Linked DNA regions of Mus musculus: region 1 is linked to region 2. Evidence: chromatin contacts called from ENCODE Hi-C or POLR2A ChIA-PET data. All regions are on one chromosome and are shown on one strand. The core of a region is the stretch at or near the end of the contact, and the rest is flanking DNA. Distances in the headings are between cores, read along the strand shown.

Evidence for each region. A loop is a pair of places that touch in the nucleus more often than their neighbours do. ChIA-PET counts read pairs that join two places held with the same protein, here RNA polymerase II (POLR2A).
Region 1: a loop to region 2 is called in a map of left cerebral cortex, with 2.2 times the contacts of the local background. The contact joins the promoter of Nf2 here to the promoter of Mtmr3 in region 2. A Hi-C loop is called at or near these places in 1 of 37 maps with a recorded cell type or tissue (left cerebral cortex). POLR2A ChIA-PET finds 5 or more read pairs at or near these places in 1 of 5 experiments (Patski).

The regions. Positions count from the first base shown.
Region 1 is chr11:4,847,757-4,852,631 of GRCm38, forward strand. Nf2 (neurofibromin 2) reads right to left here and starts at 1,788. Exons shown (of 17, transcript NM_001252250.1): 1 at 1,116-1,788. The coding sequence starts at 1,229.
Region 2 is chr11:4,591,732-4,596,302 of GRCm38, forward strand. Mtmr3 (myotubularin related protein 3) reads right to left here and starts at 3,059. Exons shown (of 19, transcript NM_001373897.1): 1 at 2,872-3,059.

The DNA.
Region 1 (4,875 bases), core at 538-3,037, 250 kb after region 2:
TAAAATGTATACGGTAAGGCATGTGGGAAACGGTGCAGAGTTCATACTACTACTATAGTTTATACTATACCACTACTAGAGCACATGTTCAGATGGAAGCTCTCTAAGCCATATCCTTTCAGTTTATGGATGCTTAATTATATAGGCATTGTCGGTTAAATCATTGGCTGATCCTTCAGTCTTAAGGGAAGAACTGAGAAGTCCCAACCTTAAAGATCCTTTCTGGGAACCAGGCTGAATTCTAAAACTACTATAGCATGGCAACAGCATCCAGCTCATTAACACACAAAAAGAAAACGAATACTTTGGCGATTCCAAGGATTTTAAAAGCAATAGGCTAGGGAAGCAAACCAAGTATATTCCAGTGGCACAGGACCTATCTGACTGGCTTTTTTGTTGTTGCTTTGCTTTTTTGTTTGTTTGTTTTTTGAGAGTCAAATGTGTAAATGTCTGACACTTAGCAAGTGTTCAGGGTTGTGGATACAACCCAGTGATGGGGTGCATGCCTAGCATACACAAGGCCCTGAAAACACAAACACACACACACACACACACACACACACTCACTCACATACACACTCTTCAACAAAATGATAGCTATTATCATCATGTTAGAAACTATAAAGAGTAAATGTAAGACACTCTTTCCTCAAAGAGTTTTTTCCAGAAACTGAAAATTTTGGAACAGGGAAAAGTACGAGCTTCCAATATAACTAGATGTAACTTTTAAGACCTAGGGTACACAGTTAATACCTAGCGAAAAACTCCCTGGAGTTTTAGGCGCGAGTTCTACACACTGCACACCGGTTCGTTTCTACGGAAGATTCCAGTGTTTCCCAATAACAAATGAATGAAAATAACCTTCGGGAAATGCCAAAACCAAGAACCCCACTTTAACAAACAAGCAAACAAACAACTAGCTTTAACTTGTGATCTGGCCCTAGAAAGCCTCTTCCGGTTCCAGATAATGATATATACGGAATCCCTTAAGCTTGCACTTCGACTGTCACCACAGCGAGGGCACCCCATGGGTAGGGACCCGCGTCGCTGCCACCAGACAGGCAGAGATTCCGCGGCTCTCCACTCACAGCCCGTCGGGGTCGGCGGCCGGTTACCTCGCAGTTGAACTCCATCTCGGCGTCCATGGTGACGATCCGCACCGTGAATGTCTTGGGCTGCTTCCTCTTGAGTGAGCTGAAGCTCATGCGAGAAGCGATGGCTCCGGCCATGGCGCGAGGTACCGGCCTTGGATCCCCTCACCCCTAGGCCCGCGTTCTGGGTCTCTTAGCCCCCCTGGAGTAGCTGCACAGGCCTCAGGGCCACCATGGTGGCCGGCTGGCCGGCCCGAGACAGACCTAGGCTGCCTGGGTCCCCAGCGGCCAGCATGGGCCGCGAGGACCCGGCTGTGGGTGCGGAAAGATGAGTTAAGGGACAGTCTCTGACGACGGGGGGGTCGGGGGGAGATGCCGGCAAAAGCACGCGCAGCCCCGAGCTTGGAGCTTCGGGCTGGGGACGCCAGGGACGCCTTTGGACAGAAATCCTAGACGGCTGCGGCGCCGACGCCGGGCCTCTCAGCGACCCCCGAGGGTCGCGGGGCCGCGCAGTAGTTGGGAGCGCACACGCGCGTGCGTGTCTGTCACCAGCTCCGCTCCGCGCGCCCTCGGGAAGCGTCCTCTACCAACCCCCACCTCAGCGACCTGCCGGATCCCCGCCCCGCCCCGCCCTCCGGACTCCCACTACGCTACTCAGCGACTCACCCTAACACTTTTTTCTCTAAGATACTGTGATTGGCAGGAACGCCAAAGGAAGCGGGACTTCCGCTTCGTCCCGCCTCCTGGAGGCCTACTCCACCAATTGAAAGTTGCACTGAACGAGGGCCGCCGGTCTGTTCTCGGCGTTGAGTGGCTGTAGATGCGGTCACTCCGAGCGCTTTTGTTCCTAAAGTATACTCCTACTCTAGCAAGACTGGTTGAGAAGGAGCGGGCGGCGCCTTTCCCGGGAAACCTGTAGAGGCCGGGACTGCACCGCACGAGGTACTGTTGCAGTCAGTGAGAGATCCCATTTATAGCGTCTTACCAGAGCTTCAGTCGTATCTGGGACATCCGGCCGAAATTCCTTTTTGACACTTAATTATATATGCTGACTCAATATTTTTCAAACTTTAAAAACACGAAGTGAGGCCGCTTAAGTTGCCCCGACTTGCCTGCCAGATCCTTCAACTTCTTTTTAAGAGAATTAGAATAACCACAGAATTCATGATAGTCCTTACCTTACTAGGTGGTTGAGGAATTGAAACTTGCTTAATACATATAGAAAGCTAATTTTATTTATTTTTTTTTTTTTTTTTTTTTTTTTGAGTTTTTCGAGACAGGGTTTCTCTCTGTATCCTTGGCTGTCCTGGAACTCACTCTGTAGACCAGGCTGGCCTCGAACTCAGAAATTCGCCTGCTGCTGCCTCCCAAGTGCTGAGGATTAAAGGTGTGCGCCACTATTGCCCGGCAAGAATTTTCATTTTACCCTCTGTTCCTTTGTTTGGTTTTTTTGTTTTGTTTTGTTTTAATTTCCAAGCTACATACTTGGAGTACTTGTAGCTTAACGTCATCAAATGTATAATATGCTTAGGAAAATTTCAACTTTCTGGGGATTTGTAGAGTTTTTACTTGTTTTAAAGATACATTCCCCAGGCACTGCTGCTGTGAAGAGACACCATGACCACAGCAACTCGTATCAAAGAAAACATTTAATTGGGGACTTTTTCTTCTTTACAGTTTCAGATGTTTAGTCCATTATCAGCATGGTAGGGAGCATGGTGGCATGCATGGTACTGGAGCAGTAGCTGAGAGATGGCTATATCCTGATCTGCAGGCTTGGAAAGCAAGACAACCATTTGGCATGGGCTTTTGAAACCTCAAAAACCACCCCTAATGATAGACTTCCTTCCACAAGACCACACCTCCTAAGCCTTCTAATTCTTTCAAATAGGGCCACTCCTTGGTGACCAAGCATTCAAATATAAGCTTATGGGACCGTTCTTAGTCAAAGCACCACAGTTTTGTTTTTTTTTTTTTATCTTATGTATATAAATGTTTTACAGCACATATGTGCATTGCATGTATACCTGGCACACATGTCAAAAGAGGGTTCCAAAGCCCCTGAAACTGTAATTCAGTCCTTAGCTACTGCATGGGTGTTGGAAACTGAACCTGGGTCCTCTGCGAAAGCAACATTTACTCTTAGGCACTAAACCACCTTTCCAACCTTTGTATGTCTATTTGTTTGTTTTTGAGACAGGGTCTTCCTGTGTTATTTGGGGTATCCTAGAACCCCTGAGCATGTCCTCTTCCTCAGCCTCTCTTAAAACCATAGCCCTGGAGCCAGGCATGGTGGCACATGCCTTTAATCCCAGCACTCTGGAGGCAGAGGCAGGAGGATTTCTGAGTTCAAGGCCAGCCTGGACTGCAAAGTGAGTTCCAGGACAGCCAGGGCTATACAGAGAAACCCTGTCTCGAAAAACCAAAACCAACCAAACAAACAAACCATAGCCCTGGAAGAGCATGGTGCTACACACCTTTAATCCCAAATTGAGGCAGGTGGATCTCTGTGAGTTTGAGGTCTATAGAGTTACAGGACAGCCAGTGCTACACAGAAAAAAAAAAAAACAAAAAACAAAAAAACTGTCTCAGGGGGGCTGGTGAGATGGCTCAGCAGGTAAGAGCACCCGACTGCTCTTCCAAAGGTCCTGACTTCAAATCCCAGCAACCACATGGTGGCTCACAACCATCCATAATGAGATCTGACTCCCTCTTCTGGTGTGTCTGAAAACAGCTACAGTGTACTTACATATAATAAATAAATCTTAAAAAAAAAAAAAAAAAAAAAAAACTGTCTCAGGAAAAAACCAAAAAACCCTACAGCCCTGGCTTGACTTCTGTTGTTTTGGTTTGCTTTTGTTTTATTTGGGGAGGGGTGTTCTTGTTTTGCTGTCCTTGTTTAGTTTATGTGTTGTTTTGTTTGGTAGGGGCAGTCTCTTTGCATAGCCCTGGCAGTCCAGGAACTCAGTATGTACTCCAGCCTGACCCTAAATTCAGACAAGTCTACCAATGTCTGTCTCCTGAGTGCTAGAACAAAGGTGCATGCCACCCCAGCCCAGCTTAAATTCTGTTTGTAACTAGTTCTCATGGTGCAAAGGAGACAACTGCATGTGGTTTGATTAAACAATAGGCACTCCATAAGTGCTGTCTCTGTCAAATCCTCTCTGCTCTGACCCTGGCAAAACCAGTGCCCAGCATGACAGAATCTCAGGCTCAACCCAGACAAGGCTAGAAATGGGACTGAGCCCTGATCTAGGCCAGAACTGCTGGCTTTACCCTTGTGCTACACAATGTTAAGCTTCTAGATTCTCCCTATTGCTGCTTCCAAAAAATATGGACTGGGAATGGGGCTACCAAGAACAAAGTCTAAGGATTTAGAGGCACCGAAATGTCATAAAGAAACCCATTTTTGTATACATAAAAGTTCAAGAAGCAATACATAAGTAACATGATTGGAATTCTGTAGTATTTATTAGACATTGTTGCTAGACTTGTCCTGTAGCTCAAGTCTCACTCTTCTGCAAGAGATCCCTGGACGACTAGGACGCCCCAGCCAGGGCTGGGTAGTTGTTGACTGGACCCACCAGCGAGGCTGCCACCAAAGTGATGCTTCAGGGTGCTGTGGGCTGGGTGTGGAGTTATCTTCATTTTTATTGCTTCAGTGCTTCCCTGCTGGTGGGAGAGCCAGGTTGGACGCTTCCGACTGAGACAACAAATAGCCCAGGAGCTGCCAGTGCATAAGTGATCTGGAGATGCCCTGAGGAGCAGCAAAAGGAAGGATCAC
Region 2 (4,571 bases), core at 1,809-4,308:
TTCAGACACACATGATGGAGAGAATCAACTCCTACAAGCTGTCCTCTGACCTACACATGTTCACCATTGCATATGTGCACCTACACTCATACTCAGAAATAGACATAATTTCTAAAATATAAAAACAAATTCACTATTTAAAATATATAACTGGGTAATCCGTAAGAAACAACTAGACATAAAATGTGCACAAACTTCTCCCAAACATTCTTAGAATTGTGTCTTCATACCAGATTATGAAGTGCCCTCTGTGAAATTGACTCGATTTCAACATAAAGAGAATTACAACAGCATACGAGTACTGTTTCTGCATACTTGCAACATGCACTCAATTTCCTGAGCATTTTTGGGAAATGTATAAAATCCATAAGCTAAAAGCAAAACTCAAGAACAGAATACTCTTTCTGGAATCTTAGGACAAATTTATAAGAGTTTTATTTCTTTTTGAGTTTCTCGTGTGTGTGTGTGTGTGTGTGTGTGTGTGTGTGCATATGTGTCAGTGCACACATGTGGAGGTCAGACAACTTAGAGTTTTGTTCTCTCCTCCCACCACATGGGTCCAGGGGATCAAACTCAAGTTGTCAGCCCCTGAAGCATGTGTCTTTACCCAGTAAGCCATCTCTTCTGCTTCTGTTTTCAATTTTTAAGATAGGATCTTCCTATAAAGCCCTGGCTAATGTGGTACTTGCTTATGTGGCTGGCCCACAGTCATCTCAAACTCTTGGAAATTTTAGCCTGAGTTGTTATTTCTTTTAAATACCCATATTTTTAAAAAATATATACTTAAAATATGTAAAAACTTGGCCTCAGTATGAGTTCTAAATTATGTAAATGAGGAAACTTGAGTACAGAGAAGTAATATCCCAACAGCCATTAATGCCACAAATGATCCAGATATACCCAGCAGCACAGAATGGCCATCTGTCTATACCACCTATAAAGTCAGTAACATGTGTCAACACCTAAAGTTTTAAATGCATTAAGACTTAAAAAGAGAATGAAAATCCCTCTTCAATGTAAGACATCAAGTAATTTTTAATAACTAACTAGTGTTTCTCATACCAATACTATTCATTTGATTTTTTTAAAAAATCTGAAAAGAAAATTCTGTGAGAACTATGGTAAGTAGTGGGGATTATCAGGAAACAAAACAGACAAGGTTTCTGGTGTTAGTGAACAACTGGGTGAGCCTCTCTATGATATGTCAGAATACAACCCTATGCAACTGTTAACACTTTCTTCCACCTCTTCCAAAACTGTAACAATCCTCAACACACCTTTGAAATATGAATTTATCTCTTGGTAACTCAGAATTCCACTTTATCACAGAAAGCAAAAACTAGTGCTGTTAAGAGGGTCTTTAAACTGACTTTACCATACCTCACAGCCTGGAGCAAATTTCAAGAACTTGTCACAACCTACAGTACACCTTCCAGGTCCACAACCCTGGTCTCAAATGACTGTAACACACCCTGCTACCCTCCACTTTACTGGAAACCTGAGCCAGATGGTTTAGAAGTAACTACAATGTTGGCATGTTAGAAAGCACCTTTAGGACCCCTCTGTGGGCCAGAAGCAGACTTCAGGCCTCACTTCCTTTATTTTCCTCTAGGTTTTTGGACATACGTTCAGCTATACAACATTTAATTTGATAAAATGTGTTCTGATGCCTTGTGAACAAATTCATTATGCTGCTCACAGTTACCTAAAAAGTAAAAATGGTAGGGGTGAAATATGTCTTCATAGGCAATCACTCTAACCTTCTAGAAGCTTCCAAATTTAGTTTAATAACATATTGCATAGTGTTTACCCACAACGGTGTCATTCTGTAAACTCTTCTACTCAGTCAAGCATGGAAAAGAAGTCTTTCACTGGCCATCAACGCATGTTATTTGGTTTCCAAGTAAAAAACACAGAAACATTGCAGAATCTCAAAGAAGGCCTCCTTCACATCCCCACAAACAAGATCATTTTGATACAGAACCATCTACCATTCAATCGTAACTTCTGACGGCTCACTGTTCACAAGAGGAACGAGGCTGAGCCTCCACTACAAGAACACATGCACTTTTAATACAAAAAAAAAAAAAAAAAAGACCCTAAATGTCAAAAAGCCAAGTGGATGTCAAGATAGTAAGAAGAATAAAAACGTAAACTTCATTCTGACAATGACTGAACATTAATATCTAACAGAAACCTGTGTGTAAAACTCACAAGTGAGATGATCTGACTCCTGGTGGCCTAACAGAGTGTGCAAACTCTACTTCCAATTTTTGAAATAAGTTTTCTGGCCCCAACAATACCATCTTGGGTCATGAAATGCAATACATCCAGTACAATTTCAACCCAAGAAATAATACTGATCTTTTGCAGAGCTACTTGAGCAGTGTTCCCCGAGCTCCTCCAACCACCCCTGGACCTTCGTTCCCCTTCAAGCACTACCAGGTCAGGAGGATGCCCTGCTGCAGTTAGGCTGAGGCCCGCACAGCTCGCCCGTGGTTTCCAACAGCACGACCTCCGGCCTCTCGCCACTAAGGACTCCCACGGTCTCGACCAGGGCCTCGGGCCACACGCTCACCTCCCGGAGGCCCGGGAGCGTTTTCCAGGGCGCCCCAGCCGCAGCTCCCAACACTCCGAGTGTTACCCACCGCCAGGTTCAGGATGGCCGCCGAGCTCGGCGACCCCGCCTCCCCCGACTCGCCCGACCGGGCCTCGGTGCTCCATTCTGAGAGCTTGCCCCGGGAGGCCGCGGCCAACCCAGCCCTCGGCCCGCCGCCGCCTCCCCGGCCGGTGACAGCCGCCGCACTCGGCCCAGGTCCGCCCCTCCTCCAGCACCTCCTCGCCACCAGAGCCGGAGGGTGGGCTTCTTACCAGGCGGCAGGACATGGCGAGGCCCGCCACCGCAGGGCCTCCTCCGCCACCCCAGGAGGCTGCCAGCCAGGGTCGGCGGGGGCCAGCGCCTGGGCCGCTGGAGCGTCTCCGCCGGCTGCTCCGCCGCCGCCGCCGCCGCTGCCGCCGCCGCCTTCTCACAACCACAACAACATGGCGGCAGCGGCCACACAGAGCGCGCTCCCGAGACCGATCGGAGCTGAGAGCGGGGGCGCGCGCGCACGCTCCGGCGCGCTGTCCGCTGTGGGATGGGGGGCGGGGGGGAAGACTGGCCGTCACGGGATGGGCGAGGGCGGGGCCTGGCTCGTTGGTCACGCCCCAGGATGTGGGCGGGGCTGCAAGTCACCAGACTGTGGCTGCAGAGAAGCGTCAGGAGGAAGAAAAGAAAAATGAGAAGTGAATAAATAAACCGTTACGAATTAAGAAAAAGAAAAACAAGGTTTAGAAAGATTTTTCAGGCTTCTTTTCCAACTTAATGGACCAAGACAGCACTTCAGCTTACTCTACTTTCTATTAAAACTAAGAACAGTAGTGATATTATATCCCCAGCAAGTATAGTCAATATAAAACTAACTTAATACCGTGCATGTAAATATAGTGTGCTATAAGTTATGCCCAGAATACAAGTTCAAACTGCCTCAACGCCAGCTCCTAATAAAAAAAACCTCAGTGCTCAAAGAAAAGCAAGGGGGAAAAGAATCCCTACTTTGACTGGCCTCCAGAAGAGCCCCATAGTCTAACACTGTAATACCTTATTTTAGGTCAGCAGTCCTCGGGGTCTCAAATATCCTGAACCTCAGATATTTACATTATGATTCATGGTAGTAGAAAATTACAGTTATAAATTAGCGAGGAAAGTAAGTTGGGAGTCAGCATACGTGAGGAACTATATTAAAGTCACAGCGTTTAAAGGTTGAGATCTACTGGCTTAGGTCCTAACAAATCCTCAAAGATATTTCACTTCCTTAGATGAATTTTAACATGACCTTGATTTTTTATCAGAAGACAAGTAAATGAAATTTATCCCTGTATTTGTTAAATTGTTTATCTCCCCCCCCCCATTATTTGTTTCTTTGTATTCAACATTATTGCCTCTCTGCCCCCACTGGAGTTTAAGAATAATTAGAAAAAAAGGATGCTGTCTTATTTGTCATTATGTCTCCAGAACCTAAAATTGCACAACACAATAGCCAGACAAATCTCCTAATTATGGAAGAGCAAGTGTTTATATTTATCTAGTTGAATCTTCATAAATGGTCAGGCCTATCTTTATTTTACAAACAAAAAAAAAGTAAAACCCAGAATAAGTTGAATTTAACTTAAACTTCAAACCCAGGCCCAGATAACAACACAAACTGTCCTATTACTCTCTGGGCTACCCACCACATCACAGAATCTCAAGGAAGGTCAAGGAAGGCACTACATCACAGATCAGTTAGCAAAGACTTCCCACCGCCCTCCAAGGACCTGTCTTCCTCCTCTTCAATGCAGCTGATTGTGTCTCCGTTTTCACCTTCACTAGAAAAGCACAGGCTAAATTGGAAGTACAATGATTGCACCTCTTGGGTCAAAAAAAAAAATCTTTTGGTAGTGATAGCAGTAAACTATACACTTTCATTTATAATCCACTGTCCTGGTTTCCCTTTGTGTATATTCTCATGGCCTTTGTGGGACAAGAAAAA